Regions from separate parts of the Mus musculus genome. Here region 1 is linked to region 2. The links are chromatin loops, found by intact Hi-C in ENCODE. Cell type or tissue: left cerebral cortex. All regions are shown on one strand. Each heading gives the region's core, and the rest is flanking DNA. Links, peaks and the distances in the headings are about the cores only. Region 1 holds the start of Hbs1l (Hbs1-like (S. cerevisiae)). Region 2 holds the start of Myb (myeloblastosis oncogene).

Region 1 (16,299 bases), core at 4,352-9,351, 140 kb after region 2:
ATATGAATAGGCTGTTAAGTGACTTAAAGTTTATTTGTATATCCAAAATTGTATGCTATGGGTCATAAGCAAAATATCTAAAATAAACTACATACTTGAAATAGAGAAAAACTGCTCTCTGCTTCTCCCTGTTCCAGAGATAGCCTCATCTTCTTGTGCAGGGCCAGCCTCGGCCTGTAGAAAAGATGGTGAAGGTCGGTGTGAACAGATTTCACTGTATTGGGTGCCTGGTTACTAGGACTGCCTTCTGCTCTGTATAAGCAAAGTGGAGACTGCTGCCATCAACGACCCCTTCATTGACCTCAACTACATGGTCTACATGTTCCAGTCTGACTCCACCCATGGCAAATTCAACGGCACAGTCAAGGCCGAGAATGGGAAGCTTGTCATCAATGGGAAGCCCATCACCATCTTCCAGGAGCAAGACCCCACTAACATCAAATGGGGTGAGGCCGGTGCTGAGTATGTCGTGGAGTCTACTGGTGTCTTCACCACCATGGAAAAGGTTGGGGCCCACTTGAATGGTGGGGCCAAAAGGGTCATCATCTCTGCCCCTTCTGCTGATGGCCCCATGTTTGTGATGGGTGTGAACCATGAGAAATATGACAACTCACTCAAGATTTTCATCAATGCATCCCGCACCACCAACTGCTTAGCCCCCCTGGCCAAGGTCATCCATGACAACTTTGGCATTGTGAAAGGGCTCATGACCACGGTCCATGTCATCACTGCCACTCAGAAGACTGTGGATGGCCCCTCTGGAAAGCTGTGGTGTGAATGCCGTGGGGCTTCCCAGAACATCATCCCTGCATCCACTGGTGCTGTCAAGGGTGTGGGCAAGGTCATCCCAGAGCTGAACAGGAAGCTCACTAGCATGGCCTTCCATGTTCCTACCCCCTAATGTATCCATTGTGGATCTGACATGCCATCTGGAGAAACCTGCCAAGTATGATGACATCAAGAAGGTGGTGAAGCAGGCATCTGAGGGCCCACTGAAGGGCATCCTGGGCTACACTGAGGACCAGGTTGTCACCTCCAACTTCAACAGCAACTCCCACTCTTCCCACTCTTTGATGCTGGGGCTGGCATTGCTCTCAATGACAACTTTGTCAAGCTCATTTCCTGGTATGACAATGAATATGGCTACAGCATCAGGGTGGTGGACCTCATGGCCTACATGGCCTCCAAGGAGCAAGAAACCCTGGACCACCCACCCCAGCAAGGATACTGAGAGCAAGAGAGAGGCCCTCGGTTGCTGAGGAGTCCCTATCTCAGCTTGGCCCCCAACACTGAGCATCTCCCTCACAATTTCCACCCCAGGCCCCCATAATAACAGGAGGGGCTAGGGAGCCCTCCCTACTCTCTTGAATACCATCAATAGAGTTCACTGCATCTCCCCAACACAAAAAGAATTAAAGAAAAAACATATGTATGTATATTCATAGGACAGGAAAACTTTACTTAGGATTTTTTTCTTTTTTCTTTTTTTTTAGTTTTTACACTTTACAATTATGTACTTAGCTTATGCATAACTTATGTATGCATACAAGGTTCATAAACCTTAGGTGTCTGGCATAATACAGTTTACAGACCTGGGAGACCTTTTAACTCACTCCTATCAATGTATAGAACATGTCAGAATGCAATATAACTCTACGTTCATGTATTTATTACTGAGACCATGATTGCCGTGTAGCCCCGGTTTGCCTCCACCTTGTAATCCTCCTGCTTGAGCCTGTGAGGGCTGGGGTTACAAGGGTGTGGCCATACTCGGCTTCACCGAGCTCTGTTTCGTCCTTTCTCCCCAACCTTATTAACATTTATCTCAAATATCTCCAATATTCTGATTTCTGTCGAGATAGATCAGCTTGGTTTGTTCTACAAGGCTCTGCAGGGATCCAGCGCCTGGGTCCTTGTTCATGATGTGTTTCTGAGACTTGTTCAGGGTTGCCCTGTTTGTATATGTATAGGGTCTAGGTAGATGATGTAACTCATCCAGTCCCATTCTTTGTTCTGAATATCTTGGTTATTTCAGGAATTTTACATCTAAATTATACCTTTGAGGGTGTGTGCGTGTATGTGTGTGTATGTCTCTGTGTGGTGTGCATGTATGTGTGAGTGTTTGTTTGTGTGTGTATGTGTGTGTTTATGTGTGTGTACATATATCTGTGTGATATACATGCCTGTATATATTTGTGTGTATGTATGTGTTTCTCTGTGTGGTGTGCATGTTTGTGTGAGTGTGTGTGTGTGTGTATGTATAGGCTGAGGCTGAGATCTATGTCGTGTGTATTCTTTAGTGACTTTCTGTCTTAGTTTTTGTGACAGGGTCTCTCAGTGGGGTTGGAGCTTGCCTGCTGAGCTGGCTGACCAGTGAGCTCTGAGGATTACCTCCCCTGCCCCCACTCTTTGTCGTCTCAGTTCGGAGAGTACAGCTGCACACTGCAGTTGCTGTCTGAATTTTTATGTGTGTTCTGGGGATCCCAATACTTTACTTATTGGGTCATTTTCCCAGCCCCCGAAATTACATTTAAATTGCAAGATTTAAGTTGCAGAATCTGATTGTTAACCTGGGAATGAAGCTTAATGGGAGAGTGTACCTACCTAAAATGTTCAAGACCCTGTTTTCCTTCCCCAATGCAGAAATGAACAAACATGTTCAGAATGTGATTCATGATTTCCATCTCAATAAACAGCCATTTTTCAAAATGGCCTGTGCTCTAAATCTTTACCACACACAACACTCAAATGAAAATATACAATAACCCTAAATGTGAAGCCAGAAACTGTGAACCACAGACCTGGAGAAAATGTGACTTTTGTTCTGGTGAAGATTTCTTAGATGGAAAATCAATAGCACAATCCATGGAACCCCAAAAACGAGTAAATGCGAATTGATCAAAACAAAAAAAATATTTAAAAAGACATCATTAAAAGAATAAAAATGGTTGAGGATGCTGGGGGGGGGGTACAGTGGTTGCCTAGCAACCTCAAGACCCCCCCCCCCCAAGTATCAAGAAGAAATGCAACAATGAGTCACACACTGGGAGAGATATTGTTAAATTGTACATCTGGGTTATACAGAGGAATTGTATTATGAATGTCAAAAATGTTCTCCAGACTCAGAGATAAGAAAACAAACACCTCATTATAAGGCAAAAGAGTCAAACAGACACTTTGTTGAAGAGCTCATCAGAAAATCAAGCTTATCTTCAAACGGTGAGAAGCTATGGAAGGCCGATGCAGCTCCGTCACTCAGGGTTGTGTAAAATCGTCCAGCCACTTTTGGAAACTGTTGGGTACTTTCTGTTCTCTTCCGTTTACAGTGCTAGGCGCGTAGCTGTGCTTTTTGTATGTGAGGCAAGTGTTCAACCATTGGACTCTATCCTTCCCACTGCCACTCTTTTCCCAGAAGGTAAATGATAATCACCTCGTTTAACCATTCTGTGGTCGAGTATTTACTCAGGGAAGATAGATGTTATTTTCATGCAAATATTTGTTATGAATACTCATAGCGTCTTATTTGTCGTAGTCAACACTGGAAACAACTAAAGTGGGTTTCAATAGACTAATGGAAGACACACAAATTGTGATTTCTCTATGCTTTCATTACTGGGGCATCCCTCACAAGAGAGCAATGGCCATGGGTTGCTAAAGGGCACAGAGATAAACCACTGTGGAGACAGTTTAAAGGAATAGCGTCTGCTTTGGTGCACTCAAGCAACCACTTAAATAGGGCGTGGGGGTGGGGCTGGGGCTGTGTCCTGTGATTGGTTGGCACATTACCCTTGACTGGATAGTAAACACTCATACCACCAGGGTCTCTCTGCAGAAGATGCACACAGAGGTGAAACGGAGAGTGCAGACTCTTCACAGGACAGACACCAGCTATTCACGCTTCCTGAGAATCCAGTGTTCTGACTTTAGGTGTGTGGTGTGCCGTGCTTCTCAGAAGTGCAGTACTCCAAGGAGGCTGGCTGTCCGGTCATGCCGGCACTTCCTCCTACACTTCTACACAGTGGAATTCTTTCTGAAAGAAAAAGGAATAAGCTGTTGATTCAAGGACCGACCTCTGTGGCTGAATGTCAAAACAGTTGAGTAAATGAAGATATAAAAAAGAACACGTACTGTCAGGTTTCTTCTACATGAAGGTCTTAAAAATACGAATGGAGTTTTAGTGACAGAAGCTGATCTGCTGTTGCCAAAGGCCTTGTTAGGGAGCCGTGGGAGCAGAAGGATCCCATGACATTTTCATATTTTTATATTCTGTATAGAAATGCTTGAGAGTCTACATATGTTGTCTTGATTGGGGTTGGAGGTTTCACTGGCATTTACATATGGGCAAACATTCCAGATTATAGACCTAAAATATGTCCTGTTTATGGTTTTCAAAGTTACTCAGTACCACTATCAACAGGAAGCTTTCAAGTTTTATCTTTTGCTGTGTGTCTTAGGGTTTTATTGCTGCAGCAAAACACCGGGACCAAGAAGCAAGTTGGGGGAAAAGGGTTTATTCAGCTTACACTTCCACATTGCTGATCATCACCAAAAGAGAGCTAGGACTGGAACTCATACAGGGTATGAACCTAGAGGCAGGAGCTGATGCAGAGGCCATGGAGGGATGCTGCTTACTGGATTGCTTCCCCTGGCTTGCTCAGCTTGCTTTCTTATAGAACCCAGGACCACCAGCCCAGGGATGGCACCACCCACAGTGGGCTAGACTCTCACCTGCTTAATACTTAACACTGCCTTACAGCTGGATCTCATGGACATATTTCTTCAACTGAGACTCCTTTCTCTCTAGATTGTGTCAAGTAGATACAAAACCAGCCAGTACAGTGTGTTAAAAGACTCTGACCAAAAAAAACCCACAAAAACAAAAACCAAAACCAAAAAAACAACTATGGGAGGAAAGGGTTTATTTGGCTTACACTTCCAAGGTTGTTTGTTTGTTGGTTTTTGTTTTTGTTTTGTTTTGTTTTAAGATTTATTTATTTAATGTATATGGGTACACTGTCACTGTCTTCAGACACACCAGAAGAGGGCATAAGATCCCATTAGAGATGGTAGTGAGCCACCATGTGGTTGCTGGGAATTGAACTCAGGACCTCCGGAAGAACAGTCAGTGCTCTTAACTCATCAGTCGTCTCACCAGCCCCACACTTTCAAGTTACAATCCATCACTGAGGGACATCAAGGTAGAAACTGAAGCAGAGACTGAAGCAGGAACTACAGGTGCAACTGCTTACAGGCCCGCTCTTCTGCTCATGCTTGGCTTGCTTTCTCTTACAGCCCAGGCCCCACTACTAAGGAGGTTGCCCTGTAGAGCAGACTGGAAACTCTTTGCATCAATCAATCAAGACATTGCCTCACAGGACAATTCTGATGAGGCAATTTCCAGGTGACTCTGAGTTATGTCACCTTGCCAGGGAAACTAACAAGTGTAAATAATATACCATTTTCAGGAATCAATACAGAACAGACTGGTCCACACACCCAAGTTATGTGTCATGTCTGAGGCAGGATTGTTTTCTTATTCACCCTACTAGTTATGTGGTCGGTTTATAACTCATTTACTTCAATAGCCGCATCAGTGACTTGTAATTAACAGCATTCACGTTTACAGTGGGATAGAAGCTGACCCTGGTTTTTAAGTTTTATGTACGTGACGTTGAGACAGGGTCTCAACAGTGCTGGTTGGCCTGGAACTCCCTGTGTAGCCAAGGATGACCTTGAATTCCTGGTCCTCCTGTCCCTGTCTACAGAGTACCAAGATTAAAGGAATTGAGCCACCAGGTCCAGCACATTTAGTACTCTTTAGCACTTAATGTCCTGTGCTAAGTCCTCTTACATGGGCAAATATTATTTATGAATTTGATAATGTATAAGATAATATCTTCACTTACAAAGAAATAGGCTGCAATGTGGAAATTATTTAAAGGTATAAAATAAAACACTTAAAAATCATAAAATTAGCATCTACTTTTTTTTTTTTTTGTCTATAAAGTTTTGCCTTGGAGCCATATGAAACATTGTGAGTTAAGAACACCATTGGGTAGTCAGTCAGAACTCAAATCTGAGCCCTTTACAAATATGGATTTAATTTGTGTTATCCTCATTGTTGTGGATTAGAAAAGCTGAGTAAGGTGGTGTTAGACATTCGCCTTTGATTCCAGGTCTTGGCATTGAAAGCACAAGCTACAATAAAATGGTTTGTTCAGTGTGATAATAAGGTTGATGTTTTTTACACAGCATTATTAGCCTTATGTTGTATGAAACAAGGATGTTTAATAACAGGTTATAGATTTATGTGTTATTATTACATCATAAGCACCCAAGGCTAGTTCTGTGTCTGAAAAGCTGTACTAAACACCCTTAGCAAGTTCACATATTTATGTATTCAATCAATGTCTAAGGCTTCCTTCTTAATTAATTCGTGCTAATGAAATATTTTACAAAGCTAAGGTCAGACAGTTGTTTACCAGAGCTGTTAATGAATTTAATATGGAGCCCATACCTGAAGCCATGAGTTACATGCGAAGCATATTGACCCAGTGTGGCTACATTTCAAAGCTAAAATTACTCATTCAAAAAGTTCCCTCTACAGCTTGGACTAATTATTATGCCAAATTTACACGTTTATTGATTGCCTATAGTGTTTACTAAGGCTTAAAAGCTGAAACAAAGTCCTTGTTTTTACTGAGCGAAATAGGCAGCTTTTCAGATGATCAAAAACCAAAGTTGGGAAATAATCCTGAAAACCGGTGTAGGTGAAGGATCCCGCTCAACAACCCTCTGGTTGCTTCATTTCTGGCCTTGAAGTCCACGTCAGTCAATTCGCTTGTGGGCGGGACCTCGCCCCCCCCCCCCCCCCGCCAGTTCGCGAGCGCGCACGCGTTCCCGGGAGGCCCGCAGTGACCCCGAGAGCTTGCCGTCGCCAAGTGCGCAGGTATGACGTCGCGCATGCGCGGACGCTCGGCGCAGAGGCCTGGCGGAAGACAAGATGGCGCGGCAGAGGTGTTCCGCCCGCGGTCTGCGCCTCGTCGGTTTCTGAGCCGAGTTTTTCTGGAAGGGACGGCGGCAGGCGCCGTCTGTGCGCGATGGCCCGGCATCGGAACGTCCGGGGATATAACTACGATGAAGGTGGGTGGTAAGGCCGCGCCGGCCGTGACCTTAGCTCTTCCAGCTGTCTCCATGGCCGCTTTACATCTCCCTGGAATCGAGCATGGACCCCGGAGCCACGCTCGCAATGGGATCTTCGGCGGAGAGGGAGCGGGCGGAGAGCGAGCAGGACCTGAGAGGAACACCCGGGGAGGAAGCCGGCGTGTTGTCTGCCTCCTAGCTGAGCTAGTTCACCGACCGGGCAGGGGTGTAGCATCTCCAGGGCCCATAGGTGTGGCGAGGTCGGGATCCGATGCTGTTCGTATCCAAGCGTCACCTCTTCTTTCCCTGTTTCCTGCGGGGATCCCGCAATGAGTTCCTGACGTCTGTCTCATAAGCCCTCCTTCAGACAAGCCCACGAGGCCGTAGTTAGAAAAGAGGCTGGCTTAGCGCTTACCTGCGGCCGGCCTACTACAAACGTCAGATTTATTTCGTTGTCCCCGTGTCCCTGCGTTTTTGACTGCTCCATTTTTTTCCAACGGATTTCAAAACTGGGGACGTGAGAAACAGAAAAGATTCTTGTTTAAAAGGGCTCAAGAAATTGGGTCGATTTGCTGATGTTCAGGTGTATAAATTCAGTTATTGGCAAACAGTGCTTAATGTAGATTGATTTTAAAAAGGAAATGGAAAAATAACACCAGCGGGGAGGTCATGAAAAAGGGACTCGCAGTTTGTTGGCATTGAGTGGATGATAATAAGCATCATTTAGCATCACAGAAGCTAAAAATAAACACAAATGTAAAGTGATGCAAGAATCCTAAAGACCTGCTGCTTTTTAAAATGGAGAAGATGCAATGTTTACGCAGGCGGTTGTTATTAACACCCCCTTTGGGGGGATTGTGAGCTTCAGTGTCCTCAACAGGTTTGACCAACCAACAACCTGGGCTGCATCTGGAGACTTTGACCCAGTCTGCCTGGAATATCTTACTTGGCAGGCATTCACTGTAAGAATACATAGTGTCTGTATAAAAGGCCTGGTGGACCACTACCACTAAGAAATGACTTTAGTCTGGAAGAGATTGTGTAGCTGTGAAATAAGGGACATTTATTACCAATATATTTCCTCAGCCAGTGATAATTGACTATTTAAGGGTACTGCTTAACACATGAGGACTGTTTACAGTAACAGCTGGTTAAAGCATGAGAGATTCCACAGTGTGATGACAGTAATATAGAAACGATGCAAAAGAGAGGGTCTAAATTAGAAGGGAAGGGCTGGGATTTCTGTGTAGCCTCTGAGTGCCGAATACCTTCTTACCTTGGCTACCTGAGGTCAGGTTTGATTCCTTTGTAACAATCAGTGACATCATAAGCAAGCGTAGCCTGTCTTGGGATGTTCCTCCCTTCCTGTTCATAAAAGTTCATTTTCCATTTTCTTCTTCCCAGTTAGGCTTCCTTTTGGGCTTTCAGTAATTAAAACTTCACAAAAGTATTCTAATTTCATTAGAGTTAGTCTGTGGACAAAAAACCTGTTGGCTCCTCTGTGTAACACCTGCGTTACTTTACCGTTTAATTCCAAGTACTTTTCAGGACTGCCTCTATCTATAGGTTTTTGTTTTGAGACAGTTTCATGTAGCCCCTGTTGGACTTGTCATCGCGGTATAGCCAAGGGTGATGAACATAATCTTTCTGCCTCTGATTCTGTCTCCCAAGTACCAGATGATGGGCTGGCAGGCCTGGTTTATACAGTGCTGTTGGAACCTAGGACTGTGCATAAAGGGAGAGCAGCCGAGCTATGTTTGCAGACTCTCTCCCATAGTTTAACAGCCTTTAATTGTATGTCTGCTTCAGGCGTGGTGGGATACCTTACGTGTAGTAAATCCCTCCAATGTTTTGTTGAAGAAGTGAAGCACTTTAGGAAGACCACGGGAAGAGTTCTCTTCATATTTGTATATTGTCATGCTTGAGGTTCACCGAACTAGCAAAAGTGATTTATAATATCTAAAGATGTATGTTTTGGGGTTATGAGTGAAATTTAAATTTGGGATTACATTCTGATTTAATTTAATCTTACATGTTTTTATCCAGTTAAAGCAGTCACACAAATTTTCTTTGCCACAGCCCTTGGTCTTGGCCTTTAAGCATGTTGTTCCTGCTGCCTGCATGCCCTAGAAAACTGGCTACCTCTGTCCGTTAGAGTTGGTTTGGATGTTCTCTTCCTGGGGAAGTTCTCATTTTGCTCATGTGTGTTCCCATATGCTCCGTATTTCATGATGCCTAATCTTCGTGGAGTCTGTGATCACCCTTTTCTGGTTTGTGAGATTTTTGGCATTAAGAGAACTGGGAGTGTGTGCTCTTCTCTTAAGTACTGAAGTGTCTCCATAGTAGCCTCTGCTATAAATTTATATATGTTCCTTGCAGTTTTAAAGTCCTTTGATTTGTTAACCTATAAACACATTAAGTTAGTGGTCCGTGTATGCCAGGGACTTAAAAACGTTTGCCAGGAAGGAGCTGTGATTTCTCGTGCTTTGAAACACATCTTGTACTTGGAAGAAAAGAAATGAGAGGCAGCTGTTGGAAGGTAAAGGTGGTGGGGAAGACTTCTGGGAGCTTGCTTACCTAGAGAAAGAACAACCTTAGGAAAAGCTCAACAAAACATATTCTTTGAGGCCAGTTAGCAGTCACCAAAGTTAGCCATCCTCGATCCCCACAAACAATGTCTGTATGGTTGCTTGTATACCCTGTGCTTACCACTTCTGTAAAGATGTGTGGTTAGATGGAAGGAGGAATGTGAGAAAATTAAATAGAGCCCAATTAACTTAAAAGCAAAAGACATATGTATGTTTTTAAAGTATAGATTGTCAATAACATAGATTGTTAATGAATAACTTTTTTGTGGGAAAAGTTCTTAGAATTTGTAGAAAAGTAGACATTTCAACCCCCTTGAAAATTGATATGTTAACTTGCTTTGTAGCTAGTCCAGGTGTTTCCTCACGGATATAAAAGGCTGATTGTCTTGTAAAGTCCTGTGTTTGTCTTGTAGATTTTGAAGATGATGATCTGTATGGGCAGTCTGTGGAGGATGACTACTGTATCTCACCATCAACAGGTACGTTGTTCAGCAAGGGATTTCTGTGACTTAGCTGTCTAAACATTCAAGTAAGCATGATTGTCATCCTGGACCAGAATGTTCATGAGACTATAATATGTAATGTTGAAAAAGATGCTTATGTGTGTGTATGTCTTTATACACACATGTTAACACTTAAAATAGATTATTTGAAAACCAAAAATAGGCCAGGGTGGCCTTGAACTCCTGGTGGTCCTCCAGCTTTGGTCATATTTGGATGGATTTGTAAGTAAATATGCCCCCACCGAGTTCACCTACAAGAGTTTCTTTCTTTACCCATGAATAATTTTTGTTTTCTCTCTCTCTCTCTCTCTCTCTCTCTCTCTCTCTCTCTGTGTGTGTGTGTGTGTGTGTGTGTGTGTGTGCGCGCGCGCGCGCGCGCGCAAGTGTGTCTTGTTTGTCTTTGTTTAGGTGCATGCTGCTTCTGCACGTGCATAGAGTGCAGAGAGACCTCAGGTGCCTTGTCCCATTCTCCCCTTAGTTCTTTATGTCAGGATTTCTCACTGAACTGTGGGGCTAGGCTGGTGACCAGCAACTCAGAGACCCTGTGTCTCTGCCACCCAAAGCACTGTGGTTACAGACACACACATGACTACACCTGATTGATGGTATTAGGGATTGAATTCAGGCCCTCATGCTTGTGCAGTAAGAGCTGAGACGTTTCAAGGAAACATTCAGCAGCTTAAGAAAAGCTTTGGTGCCTTTTTTTTTCTAATATTCTCTGTAACGTGTAGTTAATATAAATTCACTAAAATACTTGATCATTGGTGAAGTTCTTAAAGCTCTGAAGGTAGGTAGTAATAAATTTTATATCAGGAATATTTTGAATATTAGACTGGCATTTGGGAACCATTTAATTAGGAAAAGAATAGTAGTATTTAGACAGATTAAGGAGGCTTACAAGGGTTGGTCTTCTAGATATGTTGGCATATGCCTTTAATCCCAGGACTCAGAAGTCTGAAGCAGGCTAATCTCTGTGAGTTTGAGGCCAGCCTCGTGTATAGTGTATATAGCAAGTCAGGCCAGCCAGAGCTACAGAAACCCTGTCTCAAACTATATATAAGTGCGCATGCACACTTGCGAATGAGCGTGTGTGCGTGTGCGTGTGTGGTGTGCGTGTGTGTGTGTTGAGATCTTCAGGGCTTGTTGAATATAGTTTGTATGAAGTAGAGTGGATTGTTCATACAGCAGAGTTTGCTCACAAATAGTGCAAATTCAAAGTTTCTCTCTAGATAGGCAGCGTTTACCTAGTGTGCTAACAGCACAAAAGCTATTCTTTCAGAAGTTGTTGCTCTGAGAGTTAGACGTGTGGCCTGGCTTACATGGTGGTTGATCACAGACTTCCGTGTGTCTCACATTCCTGACACCCTAGCTCTGTGTTACTGTTGAACTTTGTGAAAGTCTGTTGACATCACCACACAGGAGGTAGTTAAATGCTTTTGCTTGATAAAAAACTTACTTTTCACAAAAACATGTAAATTTGAATTTTTTATTTTCTAGAACATTTTCAGGGTACTTAGTAGGCATGCTTGTTGCTTAGTAGGCATGCTGCGAGAGATCCAGGTTGTGATCACCATCATCACCCTGACAGCAGTGACAGCGCTACCACCAAAGCAGGCTAGAAAAGAAAAATGTGTGGTGTAGCAATCTCATCAGACTGGAACCTAGCCTGTGCTGGCTTGCACTTCACATGCATGCATCACAGGTAACCTACAGTCTGGGTTCCCTGCTGCAGCCTCCCTGATGTCGGGAACACTGGCCTGTGTGCCCTGGCATGACCTGACAAGTGAGTTGGGACTAGTTCTGTTTCTTGGAGCAGTAGCCTCCCGTGGCAGAACAGCAGGATTATTCCCTGGCCTTGTTGGCTGCTCTGTGACAGTCCCTCTGTTGTGGTTTCATCTTCACACACCAGGATCAGGATCACTGTCCGCATAACCTGCAGAAGAGTTCTTCTTTGGGGATTAGTGAACACATGATGTCTTGAGAAGCTCAGGGAATAACAATCTCCATTCTTTTATTTATTCAGGAGGCGAACATACTCGACTCATGGTCTAATGAAGCCTGTAATTGAGTTGCTTTACCAATTAATAGAAACTTCTAAACTTTAGCCATGGATGCATGTATTTTTTTATTTCTTGATAGAAGTTGGGCAGTAGTCCTTGATATATTTGTTCTGAACCTGTCTGCCCTATTTTTTCTTTTTACTGTAAAGCAGCTGTGTCAGGTCCTGTTCAGATAGTGTGCAGCTGTAGTCTGATGGGTAGGGAAGAATCCTGACTTGAGTCTGAGCACGCTGACGGGAAGGGTGAGTAAGCTGCTATGTTAGGGAGGATGTAGGTAGAGTGATGGCCACTGAGTGACATTGGTTTTGGGAGCCTTACAGAATTCATACAAGTCACAGCATGAAAGGACAGGTGGGACATGGGAACCAGTTGTGAAAGGTCTTTGTCAATTGTGTGTGTGTCAGTAGGGAGAGGTTGTATAGACTAAACTCGCTGTCCTGGAACTCACTGTGTAGACCAGGCTGGCCTTGAACTTACAGAGTTGTGCTCTCCTCTGCCCCTCAGAAGCTGGCATTAGCTGTGCCACTCCCAGCAGGACAGGCAGTGTTTCTTAAGCTTCCCCTGTGGGGGTGAAGCAGCAGAGAGGAGTTGTTCAGTGCAGGTTTCTTTTGATTTGTCCTAGTTGCCTTTCCTTGTTTTGGTTTGGGACGTAGGGAACCTCCCCAGAAACAGAAGCTTCTAGCAGATGGCGCAGGTGCTGATAGGCTCTAACTTCCGCTTTGCAGTCGCTAGTGAAACTTGTTGAGGAAAGCGTCTGATTGTTACCTCAGTCAGCACTGGCTGCTCGCAGGTTTCGTGGGTGGCAGTGGAGAATGTGCACAGTTAACACTGAGCTAAGCAAAAAACAGTTGATGAAAGCCTGGAAAACAACTGTGAATCTCTAGGTAGCAAACAGAATAAATCTAAAATGCCAGGATTTCAAAGCTCTACTTTACACATCACTAGAAATAAAAGACTGTCAATGTAAGTGTTACCTGATGGTTATAAGACTTAGCTCTGGTCTGTGATTTAAACTGTGGAAAATGTATTCTTAGAGAATCTGTGTGTTTCTTCAGTGTTCTCCTGTAATGCTAATTTTATCTTGCAGAATGTAGGGAAGAATATGCATATATGTAAATAACATGTGCATTGTTGAAATACTTTGTGGTGTTAGGACATGTCTTTTAACCTGTAGATCACTAACAAAACCAATAACCATCTTAATGAAAGTACTTGCACATTTGGAGACATAGATTAGCTCTCTAGTAAAGAACATGGGCTCAGGACTTTTTCCTTAAAAAGGCAAAAGCTTGATTTAAAGAGGTGTAAGGATTGTGACTGATGTTGCAAAGGCAGCATTGTATTAATATTACACTCATATTAAACATTCCTGGAACAAGGCTGTAGCTAAACTGAGGAAGAATGTGTTGGTCACAGTGTATCTACAGGTGCAGTAGAGATCAGACTTGCAAAGAACACTGAAGTGTTGGTGGCCTTGTCTAGGCTAAAGCATCTTTCCTGTGGCACCCCCTTCACGCCCTTCTTTACTACAGATGCTTTTAGTTCTCTGTCTCCTTGTGTGGATTGACTTCTTGTCAATCTTCAAGTTTTCTATGTTCTTTATTGTAACTGCTCAGTCTCCAGGGATTGATCTCTTTCTCCAGTACTGTTAAATATGTTACTCATTTGGATTTTAAAACATGACAGTACAATTTTTTTTTGTCTTCCTTGCTAATCTATATATGGTCATTGACTTGTGGCCTTCTGATTTCTGAATATAAATATTACACATGGGCTGTAACTTCATATTTTCTGCATTATCTGTAAGTTTTGGAGGTAGTTTCTCCTTCAGCATTTATACCTCCCTGGAGCCATGCACAGAAGTCCAGTGTAGGAATTGCGTTCATTGGGCTTAGTATGTTCTTAGGGAAAGTGGAATACTGTAAAGGCCCTGCTTTGCAGTGCTGCCTTTGTGTTTCTGTCCTTAACAAATATATGCCTAAGCCAGTGGCGGTGTGTGTGTGTGTGTGTGTGTGTGTGTGTGTGTGTGTGTGTAAGTGACTGACTGGTTTACTGTGCCATTGTATGATTGAAAAATGAGTTGCTCAAAATGTAAGGTCTGTTGAGTGCTGGAGAGCCGATGGCTCAGCGGTTAAGCACACTGCTGTGGGGGCCATACATCACCTCAGTTTCAGAGGGTCCAGTGCCTCTTCTGTGTGGTGCACAGATGCATACTGGAGCACCATATTCATATACACATTAGATAAATAGATTAAAATGCATGCATACACGTATACATACTTAATTTAATGCTTATGCTTTCAGGATCTTTTTGGATTCTGTCAAAATTAGTGTTTCTTAGATAATAAATTTAGTCTAGTGTTTGCTTCTCTATGAAAATACACTTGGGGTGCTTTCCTAAGTAAATGAGTTTGATGTGTGCTTCAGGATCTTAGTACCAAGAATATAAAGGAGCATAATTGTGGGCAAGGATGAAACTAGATGCATGGAATGGTCTTGGAAAGTAGGGGAAAGAACAACAGTGAGAAAGTAGTAAATCCTTAGGCTTAGGACTTAGGTAGAACTTGGGTGGATTTATATCATCCTGGGACATTGCTAAGTCATCATTCTTGTCAGACATGGAAAACTGGCTGTGAATGGTGAGGAGATCTGTGTGTGGATTTATGCATGTCAGTCTATGTGCATGTTCCTGTGTGTGTGTGTGTGATGCACGCATGTGAGTATGCAGATGCCTGCTGCCTATGTATGAGCATACAGAGGCCAGAGTAGACCAGCCTGATAGTTTCCTCTGTTGCTCTGTTTTAGTGCCTTCAGACATGCTTTCTCAGTGAGCTGGACACTTGCTGTTTAGGCGAGGCTAGCTGGCCAGCTCGCTGTTGGGTTTTGTCTCTTTCGGCAGCACAGGGGATACAAGCACGTGCCGCCCTGCTGGTTTTTTCTGTGGGTGTTGGGTAGTCACCGCTTACCGTTGCTTGCAGAACAAGCACTCTAAGCCCTAAGCCAGCCTCTGAACTCCCGGATTTTTAATTTTTAGCTTTTTTGTCTTTAGTACTGAGAGTCATACCTAGGGCCTCCCATGTACTAGGGAAGCAGTTTACCAGTGGGCTCTAGCCGTTTCTCCTTTATCCTCACTCGTGTTAGAGACACATGAGAGCCTACTGGGGATCGGCTGTACTACTGTGTTTTTCCTTTTATATCCTAGCCGCTCAGTTCATTTACTCACGCCGTGACAACCCTGAAGAAGAATATGGCTATGAAGATCTGAGAGAGTCTTCTAATTCTCTTTTGAATCACCAATTAAGTGAAATTGACCAAGGTATGGCTTTTTAAAAATAGCATGTCTTCTTTGGCTGAAAATGATTAATCACCAAGTAAGAATTTGTAAATTTCATGGAAGTCATTCATAGTAATGCTTATGGACATTAACGGTACAAGCACATCTTTGAAGGAAAATTTCCATTTTATTTGATGTGTCTTGTGAGAGTTTAGTTGTGTGTGGAAAAAATGACTGCATTGAGCACAGCAGCTGCTCAGTCACAGGACTTTGGACTGGGAGTTTTCTTCTCTTATCCTTTACATAGGGCAGAAAGTCCAGTGATTGGTAATAAGAACATGGAGAGAATCTTCGCTCGTGAGCTTTCGTAGAGCAGATGATTAAGTGACAGGAGTTGTTTTATTGACAAGAACATGGCTTCCAGGAAATCTAGAGATGAAAGCACCAAAGAGCAGAGTAGCAGACTTCGCTGCTCTGCTGCCGTGCCTGACAGGGAAGTTTCCAGGAGTCAGGAAAGATTAGTCACAGCCGCAGCAGCTAACTGCTTGTTTTCAGCTCTGAAACATGAGCCAGGGCATGAGTGATGGATGCCGTCTGTGAGAAGGAAGGAGGCTGAGATGCTACAATTTCCCTTACAGTAGATTTTTTTTTTCTGTATGTGTTTTTAACTTGTAAGTTTATAATTAATCTGGAAACAGGAAGCAATGGTGAGTCTGAAAGCTGATCTTTGA
Region 2 (16,299 bases), core at 7,637-12,636:
TGGTAATGCCTGCTGTCCCTTCAGCTCGTTCTCTGTTGACATCAGGAGCAACTCCAGCTCCTTTATTCGCTTTTCCTTCTCAGGGTCTTCGTCGTTATAGTGTCTCTAGAGTTTCAAGTGAAGCAGGGAGAGACAAGGTCTGAGGGAGAGGTACCTTACACAGCCCAGAGAACTTCCATGTGGAATCACCCCACAGAATTCACCACTATCTGCTCAAAGTGATACGGGACTTAAGGCAACAAGGGGTAAGGCAGAGGCTAGAGCACCTGCTCATGGATGCATCAGAAAATTCCAGAAGCCACCAAGGGTAAATAAAGGCTAGCCCAAAGTAGGTTGGCAATGCTGTTAGCTTTTCTATTACATGGTATGTGTGTGTGTAGAAAGAAAGTATTCTTTAAAAGCAGTGCCTTGCTCAGCTAAGGAGTTTGCCCGTCAGATGATCTCACCTGGATGGCTGCCGCAGCCGGCTGAGGGACGTTGACTATATTAACATGCAATGCGACAGGATAGGGAACGTGACTGGAGATCTAGACCAGGAAAAGAAAACAAAGACTAAGTCATTCCTACTTAACAAGTGCGCCAGGAGGATTCAGCTCTCTAAAATTTTGCTCTGTGACCAAGGGAGAAAGTACTTGGTTGATAAAATTCATGGAATGATTAAAATAAAACAAAAACAAAAACTTCTCTAACTTGAAAGTTAGCCAGATACTTAAAAATGGCTAACTAGTTCAAGAAACAGGGAGAGAGGCCCAAAGAGTCTGCCTATCCCAACAGAAAACATCCCTCAGTTGGAGAGAGGAACAACGGGAAAGTGTTCGTGGATGCGTGAAAAAAGTACACTAGGGGTACTTTTCTTAGAATAATGTTCCTTTTAATAAAAAGCACAGAAACTTTTATGATAATTCATTCACTGGAGACCTTTCTGGAAATTCTGTAGTCAAATCTAAGAAACAGATAGAGCCACGTGAGAACTACACATGCATATGTTTTACATAACATTTGCATATGGTCTTTGTGATTCTTGGGTGAGTTTTGTCATTTTTTAGCATCAGCTCGATGATAAGCATTTCTTGATATTCTCCTCTTTAGACTTTGTTCCCATGTACTGTAAGCGATTTCTTTCGCTAGATATGAATGTCTAGAAATGAGGAAGAAATGATACCAACCCAAGCGAGGATGAAGGAGCACATCACCAAATTAATATCACAGTACAGCCCTTGACTCTGAGTAAGAAAGTAAACATTTCCTGGATATATAAATCAATTCATTTTCTTCAGATCATTGCCAGAATTGAACTTATAATCTCCTTTCATGTTTCAGAGGTTAGCTATCTCCTCTTTATGACCTTAAATGTAATATTACATCAATTTTTCATTTTGGAAAAGAAAGCTAACAGACTATGCATCTATCTATGTTCACCTACTCTTAAGATTTAGCAATATACAAGTACATTTACATTAAAACACGATCTTTAAATCAGGTTTGGAGCAGAAAACTAGAATCAGACGACTTTGGTTCTATTCAGCACTACTTCAATGTGATGGACAAACTCCTTTTCATTCTTGTTTCCAGAAACGGAAGCCAAGTGTATCTTCTCCTACCTCACACAGTGGGTCTAGCTGAGGGCCATCTCCTACCTCACACAGTGGGTCTAGCTGAGGGCCATCTCCTACCTCACACAGTGGGTCTAGCTGAGGGCCATCTCCTACCTCACACAGTGGGTCTAGCTGAGGGCCATCTCCTACCTCACACAGTGGGTCTAGCTGAGGGCCATCTCCTACCTCACACAGTGGGTCTAGCTGAGGGCCATCTCCTACCTCACACAGTGGGTCTAGCTGAGGGCCATCGACACATCTCCATCTGTGACCATGCTTGTACAACATCTATGCAAAGCACACAACTGTAAAGTATTTTTATGACCCCAGGTGATATAACCACCTCTCTTCTCCCTCTACATTCTCGGGAGTGGCTTACGTTTTGTGCTTCGGCGATGTGGTAATAGGGATATTCGCTGTTGACGGAGGACTGGCCACTTGGAGAGAGCTGAGATGGAGGTGAGGCATGCCCAAACCCCATCAAATGATTGTTCTTCTGGAAGCTCGTGGCCACTGGCGTCTGGCTGGCTTTGGAAGGCTCCTGCAGGTAGCCTTCCTGTTCCACCTTGCGACGCATGGTGGAATTCCAGTGGTTCTTGATAGCATTATCAGTCCTGTGTAGAAATGTACCATATACAAACTTTATAAAACTTTTAACTCAGATTACAGTCAATCAACAGAAAACTGTTTCTTAAAAAACAAACAAAAAATACTTTAATTTCTGTGGTTCCACTTTTATTTTCTCATTTTAATTGCTGTGGTTCCACTAACTTTTCTTTCCCTCTTTTAAATTGTCTTCATCTTTTCTACCTTGTCGCCTAACTGAAAAGCCACTCTTCTCTTGCTCACCTGATTTGGGATGTATCAAGTTTCCTGCAAAATTTATTTTAGCATTTTGATTTCTTGATAAAGGCGTAGGTCCTCAGAATTCACGTGCCACTGGACTTTAATAGAACTTAGAGTCCCCACTGTTATAAAGCCCTTCCATTGTGGCTTAGCGGCGGGGGGTGGGGGTGTGGGGGTGGGGGGGGGTGGGGGGGGTGTTGATACACCAACAGAAGGGGCGTGGCCAAGCTTGGGAACAGCAGTGACAAAGCCTCAGTACCCACTTTTTACCTCTCATAACTCTATGCACAAAGTGTGAGTCAAAAGACCCTCTTACCCTTTGGAAGCCATGCCGGACAAAGGGGATGTGTGTGATGGGTTACAGTATTCTCCATCCTCAGCAATACCCCAACCAAGAGACACTAGCCCCAGTATACTCTCTCTCCTTTGTGGGGAGCAGGGGCTGTTTTCCTAAGACTGGGTAATAGTAGTCTAGCTGGCCTTGCATTCCAGATCTTTCTACCTCCACTTCTTGAATGCTGGGATTACAGGCATGTGCTACCACATTCAACCCCCTAGTATAGTTTCAAACTGCAAGGTGCTTTTACTAAACTCTTCCCATTTTCAGGAAGTTTCTTAGCTAAAAAAATAAAAAAGAAAAAGAAAAGGAAAAGAAAGAAAAATTAAGTAAAAACATTTTTACTATTTCCATGGGGGTGGGGAAATGTGTGTTTTTAAAAAAGAGGAAGTTCAGTTGCCCCTTTAGTCTTTAGAAAAGTCAACAGTATATCCTCTGAGGCCACATGGGAGGAAAGGCCTCCTTTGACCAGATCCATGGCTTCTTAAAGTTCTCAAGGCATGAGGGAGCTACCCCATTGATGCAAGACTAGGAAATACTAGATAAGCCATCCTGAAACAATCCTTTCCCCACTTTGGGGTCAAAAAGCTCAAGAATAAGAATACTTTTAATATTGTTTATTTTAAAATTTACAGTGAAAGTATTTCTCAAAATAGCTAAAAAAAAAATCAATGTATATATGTGTAGACAGTGGGTCAAAGGTGAGTTTCCATAATTATCCTATACAAAGGCGTCATTTCCCCTCCTTGTTTGGTAAAAATAAGACATAACACTGAGATTAGTTAAAAAACCTGAAGTTGTCGTGACAACTCTAGACATACAGGCTTTTTTTAGTCTCAGAAAAACAAAACCAAAAAAACACCCAGTAATCAAATGGGAAATGAGGTGAATGCAGGTGTTAGGAAAACGGAAATTGCTAAAGTGGAGGAGTGACCAGTAATGGCTGAACTGGCTGGATGGCCTCAGCCCGAGAGCAATCTGTGTCTGCACTCCCTTCTTAGGCAGGTAGGTGCTTTAGCTTACAGAATACCTGACATTCATTTCACTTGATCCTAACGTTAACTCATGGAAATCAGCTATTTCACAAATGGAGGAGCAACAGTGGAGGAAAGCCGAAAGGTTTGGCTGGGGCTCACCACCCAGGTGTCACTAGCCTTGTCCAACGGAACAAACTCCAAGCTCTTGCCCGCTCCTAAAAGTTGGTGTTTCTGGTTTATCTGACAAAATGCTTATAATTGCTCGAATGTAATTCATTCACACACAGAGAATGTTTAGCGACCATCCCTTGGTTCTTCCCAATCAATATATTTGTTGCCCAAGTCTTACCGTCCGGGCAGCAGCTTTGCGATCTCTGCCCATCTGTTCCCCAGACGCTTGTGTGCCTGGTAAATGATTCTGTCCTCCTCTTCTGTCCAGGAGGTTTTCTTAACTTCTGGATTCAAATGGTTGTGCCACCTCTCCCGACACTGCTTTCCAATTCTCCCTTTTAAGTGCTTGGCAATAACAGACCAACGCTTCGGACCATATTTCTGGACAAGCTCTATGACCTTCAGATGAACAGAAAAATAATCTGTGTTTTAATGTTACGGAAAGAGTCAGCGTCATCAAGCCTCAATGTTACAAGATCTTCAGATCTTGAAATAATCTGCTTTCATCCACTGGACATGCAGGAGCCAGCCCTTTACTTCCTGTTTGAAGATTTAAATTGCTTCCTTGGGGTGAGAAACCTGTTTTAGCAATATTCTTAACTGCAAGTCACACATCTATGGGGACAGAACTTACTCTCTGATCTTCTTCTTTGGTCCAGGGACCTTTGATGAGTTCAGGGTTCAGCACTTTCTGCCACCGGTGTTGGCACTGCACATCTGTCCGGTTCTAGACAAAGTACACAGCGTTGGGATGATAAGGCGTGAAGAACACATGAAGGCTTTGTTCAATAGGGATCACATGTGGATGATACATAGTGAAAACATCTAAGAACATTTAGAAGCCTGTACAGAGAGCCCACCTATCCATCCCACACTGCTCACGGACTAGAGAATGTATCCAAGTTGCATCTAAGATTGGAGCCTGAAGGTAATGGTCTGCCATGTGCATAGAAGGAACATCACAGTACACACATAGATGCCAACGTGACTTATCGTTAACCTCAGTCTGTGGTTTGTACCTCTGTGGCTGAAGATGCGTTAGTGATCCCACATGGCCACGCCTCAATAAAAATCCATCCTAAGGAACTGAAGTGCCTCCCATTCAACCTCTCTGTGTGTTCAGGACCACAGACACTTGTATTAGACTGAATGAAAACAATAAAACTTTCTCACTTTCTTAGACATAATCTTAGAAGAAGAAAGATGGACATGTAACTGATTACACCAAAGGCTGACTTTATCTGTAAGATGAGACCTAAGCCACGTGCTGTTGGGGTGAGGAGAAAAGGACTCTTAAAGAAGAGGTTCTGCTTCCTTCAGAGGCATTCGAGAGCTCATGATCCGGCCTTTGGAGGGTGCTCAGTACTTTTAACTGGAGAAGCAAGAGAGAACATGCTGGGGGTGGGGGGTGGGGGTGAAATCAGCAGGAAGAAAAGCCCAGAGGAGAAAAAGCAGAAATGAACACAGCCAAACCTGCTTGTGGGGAGGAAGCAGGAAACAGAGCGGGTAGAGGAGGGAGAGGGCAGTGGGACTGTAAGTTGAGACCAGATAGGAGAGAAACTGGATGCCAGGTCAAGGTAGCCCACTTGCCATGTGAGAACCTATGTCACCACTGCTGGGGGTTTGTTTGCTTATTTGTTGATTTTATTGGTGCAGGAGACCAAACCTAGGGACTCAGACACCCTAGGCAAGCAGAGTAGTTAGGAGTAGTTGCCGTTTAGGAGGCTCCCTCAGCTAGCAGTGTTTGGAACTGGTGGTAAGCTCAAAGAATACACGTGGTGAAGCCAAGATGGTGAAGCCAAGAAGGAAGCCACTATGATAGAGAGGGCAGGGCAGCTGCCCTGTGACCAGACCATAGGAAAGAAGTGGAAGAGAAGGACTGTAAAGAAATTCTGCGCTCCCGACTCATCATTGAGATGGACCTGGGAGGCTATAAGACAAAAGACGCTCTAGATTTTTAAACCCACACACCAAAAATGTGGCTGTTGATGAGAATAGGAGAATTTAGAAGCTAACTTGGAGGGAATACCAAGTTTAAAATTTTATCCTGGAACAACCCATCAGAATGTTAACTTACACTATCAGGGTATTTTAAAACAAAACAAGAAGCAATTGTTGAAAAAAAAAATCAAAATCTCTGGATAGTAACTCTAGAAACCTCAATTATATGTTGTGTAGTCAGATATAAAAATTACGGATGGCTCTCTTCCTCTTAACTCTATATGAGCAAATACATAGTATTTTAGTAAACTATCCAATAATTTCTTAAATCCAGATGAGATTTTTCCATTCGAAAGAGAGAAAGGGAGGGAGGGAGGGAGGGAGGGAGGGAGGGAGGGAGGGAGGGAGGGAGGAAGGAAGGAAGGAAGGAAGGAAGGAAGGAAGGAAGGAAGGAAGGAAGGAGAAAGAGTGAGTATCTAACTTACGGGCAGATAATTGGCAATGACTTTCCAGTCGTCTGTTCCGTTCTGTTCCACCAGCTTCTTCAGCTTCTCATCCTAAGGTGTGTAAAGACAATCCTAGGCATCACTTGTTTACTGAACAGCTCTGTCTAAGTTTAATGAAAAAAGGAACCAACCTCATGATCGGGGGTGGGGGGGAGCTTTCAAAACCACTCAAATAAAGCCAATATTAATGTAATATACTGGTCTGGGCATACATTTACTCACAGGCACACTAAAGCTTTTACTTTGACACAGCTGTTGAGTAGTTATATAAACAGATTTCTATTGTCATCTATAAGATAGGAATGGTAGTATCAACATTGTTATCTGGAGATTACACAATACCATTATGTAAAGCAGTGAAGCCGGGCATGTGTTAGTGTTTAATAGATGGTAACTGTTAACACTCTTACTAAATGGGGGAAAATGAATTCCAACGTTAAACTTAGTCACCGTTCAACCCTGAGAAAGATAAGACCATGGATGAGACAGCTTCCCATTGGTTCAACCTTCTCCATATGCAAAGAAGAAGATATTTGACACATTTGACTTGAAGGTGTACTTCATGCAGTAAAGCCATTAAGGATCTGCATCAATATGTTCAGAGTTTATGGATGAGAACACAGAAGACACTAGCTAGACATTCCCAAGCTGGCTCCATCAGCACATACGCTCATCTACATGCTAGCTCATGCACACCTTTGTAAACACAGTCTTCATAGGTTTCTGCATTCACACATAATGACAAAACAGACAGAGTCTGGGAATCCATGGTTAACAACAGAAGTTCACACTCCAAGGGAGCATCCACGGGCCTGAGCAGGACAGACAGACAGAACGTGCATTCCCTAAGTGCCTCCCTGGGAGTGCTTCCACCTGTTCTCAGGAGCTTTGATTTTAGCATGCAATCAAGGTCACAGTTCAGTAGAGAAGGAAGAAACCTTTCTTCATACTTTGATGATTTTTGCTCTAGAAAGAAGTGGGCATATCTTCTCCTATTACTGGATCTCTTCAGAATAATCTTTCACATACATAGGTCATGTGACTATCATGTGTAACGAATGTTCACTGAGCATATTACAACACAATAAATTCTACGGCTACTTTAGCTTAGAAAATAGCAAAGCATCACTTTAGCCAGAGAACATTCATTACTATCCTACATTTTAGCAAGTAATTTTGAGTTTGAGGAACACAAAGATGAAGAGATACTTTAGTCCTAACCCTCAAGGAATTGGCAGTGTGTTGGGAAAGACAAATATGTAACAACACCAATAAAGCCAAGCATGTGCCCAGGGGGGTTGGGACCACGGGAGGGTGCATCCAGCCTTAAAGATGGTGGCCAGTAACAGTTTCACAGAAAAGGCAATGTGTAGGGAATGGTGAGGTTCCAGAATGAGAACCAGACAGGCAAAGTGGAAAGGAAAAAGGAGAAAGCATTTAAGGAACAATAAACAGGTTGGGAACAGAAAGCAGAATAAACACTGGGAGAGAAGAACACGAGCATTCTGTACAGCATGCCAAGATAACCTCTTCAAGAGTCTTCAGAAGGGCACATGTAGCTTAGCCGAGATTTCAGTTTTCACCAATCACAGACTCTACAGAGTTTCCCTACGTTTTGATAAAATGACTAGTTACCTCTTCCCTTGTCCACCTAGTTTTCCCCAAGTGACGCTTTCCAGATTTGGGCAGCAGCCCATCGTAGTCATGGTCACACATCTCAATGTCTTCATCATCTTCATCGCTACTGTAGATGCTGCAGAAATAAGAATGGACACACATGGGCCAAAGGCAGAGGATCTAAACTATTGGATTATGAAACTCAGACAGAAACGCTTCAGCAAGCTTGTTAAAAGTCTACAGAAACAAAACCTTGCACAGTTGCGCAATGAGGTTTTCTGCATTCTGGTGCTGTAGTGTTTGTAAACTGGTTTTGCTGTTACTAGTATCCACAGAGACACCAAGAGCCCTGGCATTTTTCTATTGCTCTGCATGTTTGAACCTGTTACTGTTAGATCAGTGACAAGTTACACATCTGGCAAACTCCCAACCAATTGATGCTTGAGTTTAAAAGTCAATGTTAAGGACAATGAGAAGAACAAGAGCCCATGTCCTTGCTATAAATACACACTCCAACTCTGGCATATAGCAAATAGCAAATCATTTAAATAGTTTCTGAACACAACAGACCAATCAAGTGTGTCTCAAGAGTACTGGTAGTCTGATAAAATAAAAAAACCAAGACAGAATACATTCCAAAGTATAGTTGTGATCACCTCTTAAAGACCATGGCACTAGGGGAAAAAAAAATCAGGAAGATTTTCAAGACCTGGTAAAGGAGACATCCCTCAAACTGTTTTGTGATTAACATAAATTGCAAATCATTCAAACGCCGCCCGCCCGTGTCTACTCTACCTAAGCTGTGCTTGTGTTTACAGTGCTGTCTCCTGAGTAACTAAGCACATGGCCAGGGCACTGGCTATTCAGACTCCTACTTACTCTTGTTTTCTCTGTCTCTGAGTGCATGGAGTCTAAAATACCTTACAATGTATCTAATTAAAAACCAAGGGGTTCCCCCAGATGAAATCTACAGGTTAAAAAAAAAAAGACTGTTTTCAAAACAGCCTTTTCTTTTACCGGGTTGAGTAACAGTGTGAATTTTGATGGCAGCTGAAGGAACTCCAAACTCATCAATCATATACAGAACAGAGTAATTCTGCAGTTTAGTTTTTGTTATCACTCTATAAGACTTAAAATGTGAAGAATTTTACACTTAACAACTCCACTTAACAAACTCACTGTTGTAAAACTGAAAAACCTATCGAACCAGCAAGATGATATAAGACAACATCATAATGAAAATTATTTTTAAAAGGCAAACTTACATTCATAATAGGATTTGTCTTTCCAGACGAACTCACTAAATGTATATTTCTAGCCCCCTAAAAGTTAAGCCAAAGTGTTTACCAAACATTGGGATTTTCATCATCTAAAATATTATTCTGAGCCTCAAACTGATGGCTCAGGCTTCATGGTGACAGGATGTGATCTAACGTTAAAATAACACCACCAAAAAGAAAAAAAAATCCCAGGAAACTTTATTCATGATCTGCAATATATTTTTCCACTTAGTGTAAATCCTTTCAACCAAAAGCAGTTTTATTTCCAACAGTAAACAGGAGGCGGCAAATAACTTCTGTGCAGTAATAATTACGATTTTCTCCTTAATATAAAACATGGTGTTGTGAAGGGAAAAAGAGTTATGAGGCCGGAACTGCAAACCAGCCTCTTTGGGTGACAATTCCCTTTTGTTAAGGAACTTGGAAAGCTCTCAGGATGAAACATCCCTTTGTGAAGTATCAGGGATACCAAGAAAGCCAACGGGACCTGAGAGTGGAGCCACCGATTTAACTCTCATTAGATTCGCCTGTTAGGCTTGTCCAGATCTGGAGGTGTCACTTTCAGCATTGTGGACATTTTCCAAGCAAATTTTCCTCTGGTCAAAACTTAATCTAAAAACAAGCATCACCCTCAGTCGCCCACAGGGGGCAGTCAATAGTCAGGTGAGGGAGAACTGGGATCACACAGGACCAGGGGGTCTAGGAGCAAAGTTCTAACAGCCCTAGTTGTCCACGCACCTAGTCGTTTGATTTGGACAAACCCCCCTCCCTCTCGTGGATCCCATCTTACACACTAGGGAGGGGATTCTATGTTTAAGGTACTTTCCAGAGGCATGCCTCTACTGTCTTCTGTGCCTCTTAAAAAGCAAGCCCTGGGCAGATGTGCAAAGCCAAAGTCTTGGGGTGAAATGTGGCGTGTGACTCTTGCAGATCTTGAAAGGCTGTGAGAGGGAGCTGGGCGAGTCCAGGATTCTGTCAGCTTTGACAAGGGGCTTGCCTCTGAGCTCTGCATGCCATTTCCTTGCTCTAAAATGACCTGGTCGCCTCGGTAGCATGATTAATTTCGACAAAGGACCCGAAATAACTTTTCCTTTATCTGCTCCGACAAGATCTCAGACCCAACAGTCAAAGGACTTTCAAAGGCTGATTTCAAGCTAGATGCTCTCGACTGCTCCACCTGCGAGAGCCGGTGTGGTTACAAGAGTACAACTATGAATGTTACATTCTATCAAGGAAACAAACCGTGCAAAGAAACGAAAAAGAACACTGGGGGGTTGGGAAGAGGGAGGGGGACCGGAGGAAGTGCCTGTGGCCGCTACGTGATTCTAGAAAAGGGGTTCAGAGTCATTTCGCTGACCTGGTTAATAATCCCTGCCGAGTTGACGCTAGCCCTGCAAGAAACGGCTCCGAGCCCGCAGCCGGGTTTCTCTTCCCCCTGAGTCAAGTTCAAGGCTCCCGCCCCTCCCTGCCGCCTCCGCTCCGGGCTACCTGCGAGCCCCAGGGAACCTGCGCGGCCACGCCCCGACTGAACCTTGGGGCGGCCAGCTTGGGCCGCACCTCCTGGGAGCACCCCTTCCTAACTCCCTCCTCCTGCTGCAGGTTTCAGCTTTCTGCAGAACAGGTGACCTGGGTGCGGGCGGTTTAGGTCCCAAAAGCGAAAGGCGAAACCTCTTAAAGGGTGGCACTTAGGCTGGCGCGGCAGGCCCGGGGCCAGGCACTGGGAGCCAAGATTCAAGGTCTCCCCAATTCACCCCCTTCTTGTTCCGATGCCCAGCGGTTGCCGCTCCCCGCCTGGCCCATCCCGAGGGTGCGCGGCAGGGCCCACGCCCACGCTCCTGCAACTTCCCAGAGCCCGCGCCCTGCATGGCCAGGTCCTGATGGCTCCCCCCCCCCCCCAAAAAAAAAGAAAGAAAGAAAGAAAGAAAGAAAGAAAGAAAGAAAGAAAGAAAGGAAAGAAAGAGAGAGAACAGATTGTTTAGCGAAAATCAAACCACGAGTGGAAAGGCGGGCGCGGATAGACTGTGTCTCCGCGGACTCCCCCCCCCCCCCCCGAATCTTCCTTAGGGTCGGTCGGTCGGTGGCTTTGCCAGAGGCGGGCCACCAAAAGCAGCTGGAGCAGAGTGCTGGGAGCAGCGGCGACCTCAGCTGCTTCCACGTGTGCGCGGCCCAGGAGAAGAGCGGCGACATCGCCCGGGGTGCACTGCAGCTGCCTTGGGTGCCGCCTGCCTCCAGCACTTTGCGCCGAGTGGCGACCGCCACCGAGCTAAGCCCCGCATCTGTTGCTCTCTGGGAGCCCCGGCGTGTCCTCGGGAAACCCCGAGTCGGGCCGGACTTGAGCGCCAGCAACTGACAGTTCCGAGAGGATCCCTCTTCCCGAAGGTGGGGCCAAAATGGAAAGAGAGTGCACGCATCATCTCGGCCGGTGCGGTGACATGTGCGACGCGGGCGCGTGCAGTGTTTGCAAAAGCTTCTTCCATAACAAGTACAAGAATCTTCAAACGGCTGGGTTTAAAACAATCTGCAAACCCATTTTGTCCCCCTAAAATCTTTGCAGCTGCCTGCCTGTCAGCTGACACCTCTCTCGCCTCCATAATGAATGAATGAAATTTAAATGAACTACCTGCAGCTACTAAACAACCCGGCCTTTCCCTATATCTGCCATATGCTCTTCAAGTGCAAACACACCTCAATGCATGCAGCAATTAGGCTGCGACTCCCTCGCCGACACTCGGGGCATCAAGCCAAACACCTGGTGGGCTCCTCGGGTCTGATGGAACCGTTCAGTCCTCGGCTGAAGAGTGCCGAGCCCCCCCCCCACCCCACCCCCCAAAGAGAAACGAATCCCCGAGCAACTTGCAAAAAGAAAAAGAAAAAAGAAAGAAAAAGGGAAATAAAATAAAAAAGAGCCTCAGGGCATGCTTCCCACTATACCCGTGCGCTTCTCGCAGAGTTTTCCATTCATCCTTCTCCCGAGTGTCTTCTGCCACTGGCTGACAGCCCCGCAAACCAACAGGGAAGGCATTCCCACCTGCTCCGGGATGCCTGGATCCCCGCGCGCCCTAGCCCGAGGCCGCCCTCTCAGCCTCCCCATTACCTGTGTCGGGGTCTCCGGGCCATGGCGAGGCGGGCCGGGGCTCCGCCAAGAGCCCCGGGGACCGCACCGGTTGCCGCCTCCCGCTGCCCTCCGCCTTGCCTGCGTCCTCCCCCGGCTGCGCAGCGGCGCTCCGCACCGCCGGGGCGAAGTTTCTCCGGAGAAAGGGGAGGAGAAGGAGGTCACCGAGGAGGAGGAGGAGAAGGAGGAGAAGGAGGAGGAGGAAACAGGTTGATATTAAAGTGTAACTCTGTAAACAGATGCCATCAAACAAAGAGGTTTGGACACTCCCCCTCCCGCCAAATCTGGCGCCCCTGCAGTGCGCACGCGCCCTGCCCGCCGCCTCCGCGGTCGCCCGAGCTGCAGCCCGCCTGGCCGCCGCTCCCATTCGCCTCTCGCGCCGCGGAGCTGCTCCTGGCGCGCAGCGCGGCCGGGACGGCGGGCGGGCGGGGAGCCCGGGCTGGGGAGGGGCGGCCGGGGCCGCGGTGGCGCCTTTTCCTGCGCAAACCCCGCTCCGTGGCCGGGTGGCGCCGGCTCACACCGGGTCCCGCTGTTACCGCTTTCGGGGCTACGCGGTCGCTCCTCTCCGTAGGCTCCGGGGCTCCCGAGCCCGAATCAGCAGCGCTTCCATTCAAGGGCACCTCGATGGGGTTGGGTGACACACTTCTGCCTTCAGGGTTTCAACTGCGCCCCGACTTCAACACACCCGGGAGCAGAGAGTGTGAGGGATGATCGGTTGAATAGAGTGAGCGTACTTCCCCAACCCCCAACGATTTTTGACTAGGTCCAGTTTTTCATGTTTTAATTTTAAAGGGACATCTTTAATTCACTGGTAAGCGACAAAGGATACTTAAATACAGTCAGCCCTGTGGCTACAGCCTTTGACAGATCGAGCCCCGGGCTCATTTTTCAATCTCCTCCCAGATCCTGCAGCCCACACACCACCGGCTTTTTGTCATAAGCCCTTCCTCCCTCACTTAGACACACGCCGGGCCCACCCACCCTAGGAGGTGCCTACCACGCACTTCTGCCTCTGCAGAGTGCGCTCGGGTCCTGGGTCCTGCGTCAAACACTTGCTGGACAAACCTACTGGATCCCAAACAAACAACCCCTAGCAGTTCTCAGGAACTTGTGCACTCCTGATTCATTTTTTTTTTAAACCAAACCCATACCACTGGTTCTCAACCTGTGGGTCCCGACCCACTTGGGATTGCTCGACTGTTATCTTGTACGTTTGATATATATCTGATCTCTACATTATGATTCATAAGTAGCAAGATTACAGTTATAAAATACTGATGAAAATAATTTTATGTTTGGGGCCACCACATGAGAAACTTGTATTAAAGGGTCGCAGCTGAGACCCTTTAAAGGAAGGCTGAGAACCATTGAGCTAAACAGTAAGGACCCTGTTGGGTGTAATTTGAAGAGTTTACCAGCCACAAGTCAGCGAAGGTATCCCTGTAACTTTAACTACAGGTTCCCAAAGGAGCGATGTGCAAAGTGCTGAATTTATAAGGATTGGTGATTGGGGGATTTCAGGGGACTTTCAGTGTTACTTCTGTTTATAAATCAGTACCCTTGGGGATTTTTCTTTTCATTCTCAATACACACCAATTTATTTTGCCTTTAATCTTTTAGGAGTTCAAGACTTGTGCTGACTGGGTGTGTGAGTGTCCCAAGTGCTTTAGGGGTTCAAACATAGCTCAGAAAGCTTTTTTTTTCTTACTAAAAAAGCATGTTCTTACTGAAATGAGTCATAATTTTATTAAATTGTTGAAGCAAGCTGAGTTTCAAGACTTTATCTGGTGTTTGAAACGATGCTTCTTAAAATTAGCTATATCGTTTAATCTTTATGAAGACATTTCAGAGCATGCTCCTAAGGGTTTACAACAGTTTCTTTAAAATAAGAAGAAAGCAGAAAGTTACTGTGACACACTGCTGCATGGTTACAAGTCTCTTGCAACTTAATACACATTTGAAGCCAATACTTATGTGTAGAGTCTGTAATGAACTTTCTGTGCACTAACAATAAGTACTTACCAAGTCTATGACAAACATCTAGGAAGGACTCACCTCTCAAGGGACAGCAGTCTGTCTGGGTGTTACTCTGTGCATCTAAATGGAAGGGTTTCCATTCCTGAGCCTCTTGAATCCTTGCTAAGATGATTGATCTCACAGCCTCCTTCACAGAGTTCTGAAGAGGTACAGTTATGTTTTATGATTCTTAAAAAAGAAAAGGAAGAACTTTTAAGTAGAAAAACACTTATCATTTCTTTAGTGGTTTTGTACATTGGTATGTACATGGCTTGGGAATTCATAATATTCTTATTTCTCCAAGTTATTTTGCTATACAGTCTTATATTCCCCCCTCGTATGTGTCAAAGTAATAAGTGTGGAGGACAGACATAATCTAATTTAAAAAAAAAAGTACAGCCCAGTCATTTTACTATCATTTGTGGTCTATTGCTAGCTTAAGCTACGGAAGAAAATAATTGTGTCACTATCAAAATTTCTGTCTGGGTGAAAACATATTTCTAAAGATATTTCAGAATGCATATTGTAGCTGTGTTCATACATTTCTCCTTCCACTCATAAGTTTGGCAAATGCATCTTAGATGACAACTCTATGTTTTATGTCACTCTCAGATTTTTGTTTGTTTGTTTTTCAAGACAGAGTTTCTCTGTGTAGCCCTGGCTGTCCTGGAACTCGCTCTGTAGACCAGGCTGGCCTGGAACTCAGAAATCCGCCTGCCTCTGCCTCCCGAGTGCTGGGATTAAAGGTGTGAGCCACCACTGCCCGGCTCACTCTCAGTTTTTATTTACTTATGTTTATAATTTCCTAAGTCAGGTATTTTCTCTGTGGCAGGATGCAATAGATGCAACTTTGGGTTGTAATGCACTGCACAGGGAAGAGAATGCTTCTGTAAAGGACGAGATCTTAAAAAGAAGTGTTTTATGGTTTGATGGCTATACTGTATATTTCTCCCTTATTCTGCTGTCTCCTCTTTCTCTCTAAGCTCTAATAATGTGCAACAAACAAAAACCTTAAACAAACAAACAAACAAACAAACACCCTGAATGTTTGCTGTCCACCTGCAGGCCATGCTGATCCGAAGTCCTGAATGTGCGTCAGAATCACCGAATCCACCCAGGAGAAATTCACGGCTTCCACTGCAGTGGGTTTGGGATGATACCAGATAATTCACATTTTTAACAAGTGTCCAATGCTGTCCCTGGGAGAAATCTCGGGACCACTTATGATGATCTTGGCTGTTTCCACAGGCTCATTTCTTCTTTGTTGGATTTCTTCCAGAGCCTTCCATGTTTCCTGGGCCCAGTGGTCCTGCTATCCACAGCTCAAAGTTATTGTCTTCATAGTAAAGTTAGTGTCAGCGACCAAGAAGGCTGCAACAACCTGTTTGCCTTCCCACCATGGTGAACTTCAGCTTCTTATCTGAAACACAGAGGAAAAGGAGTCTCTGGTCCCCTGCAAGCTGTTGTGCTTTTCCCTCACACGGGCAGGTCTCAGAATCGGTTTTACTTTCCTCTTGACACTGGAGGAAGGCTAAAGGAAGAAATGCCCAGAAAAGACCCGAGTCCCTGGTGCTTTGCTTCCGATCTTTAATAACTCCAATCAGCATCTCAAAGACGCACGTTATCAATGTTAGTTATAGCCCTGGGTTCAGGGGTTCCATGTCTCTACCACCCACATTTCCCACCCCCTCAACCCAATTTGGCTCACAGCATTAAAAGAGAAATAATTACAGTAAATACCAAATGGTTAAAGTACAGACAATTCTTGGTCCTGTCAGTTAATGAAGAACAGCTGTGGCATATATAATTGAAATCCATAGGTTTGAGATAAACCTCATGTTGATTCCCAGCAAACCTTTTAATCTTAACAATGAAGGGGGCCCAACGGTAGCAAGGTATGG

Evidence for each region. Hi-C counts contacts between places; a loop is a spot of excess contacts. Peaks named below come from ENCODE experiments on the same cell type or tissue, not always from the same donor. Only the 100,000 strongest peaks of a DNase experiment are listed, where the experiment ranks them.
Region 1: a loop joins it to region 2, with 2.6 times the contacts of the local background. A loop is called at or near these places in 6 of 42 quality-filtered maps.

The regions. Positions count from the first base shown.
Region 1 is chr10:21,289,034-21,305,332 of GRCm38, forward strand. Hbs1l (Hbs1-like (S. cerevisiae)) reads left to right here and starts at 6,946. Exons shown (of 18, transcript NM_019702.2): 1 at 6,946-7,143; 2 at 10,145-10,210; 3 at 15,497-15,610. The coding sequence starts at 7,101. It also overlaps the pseudogene Gm2467. In left cerebral cortex, for the core only: no CTCF peak of the experiment used is centred there; DNase peaks (open chromatin) are centred at 6,946 and 7,458; H3K4me3 peaks cover 1,952 bases; H3K27ac peaks cover 890 bases.
Region 2 is chr10:21,148,332-21,164,630 of GRCm38, forward strand. Myb (myeloblastosis oncogene) reads right to left here and starts at 12,653. Exons shown (of 16, transcript NM_001198914.1): 1 at 12,365-12,653; 2 at 8,009-8,126; 3 at 6,353-6,424; 4 at 4,561-4,653; 5 at 4,105-4,325; 6 at 1,975-2,209; 7 at 447-527; 8 at 1-105. The coding sequence starts at 12,387. In left cerebral cortex, for the core only: a CTCF peak has its summit at 9,907; DNase peaks (open chromatin) are centred at 9,933, 10,653, 11,568, 11,673 and 2 more places; H3K4me3 peaks cover 2,386 bases.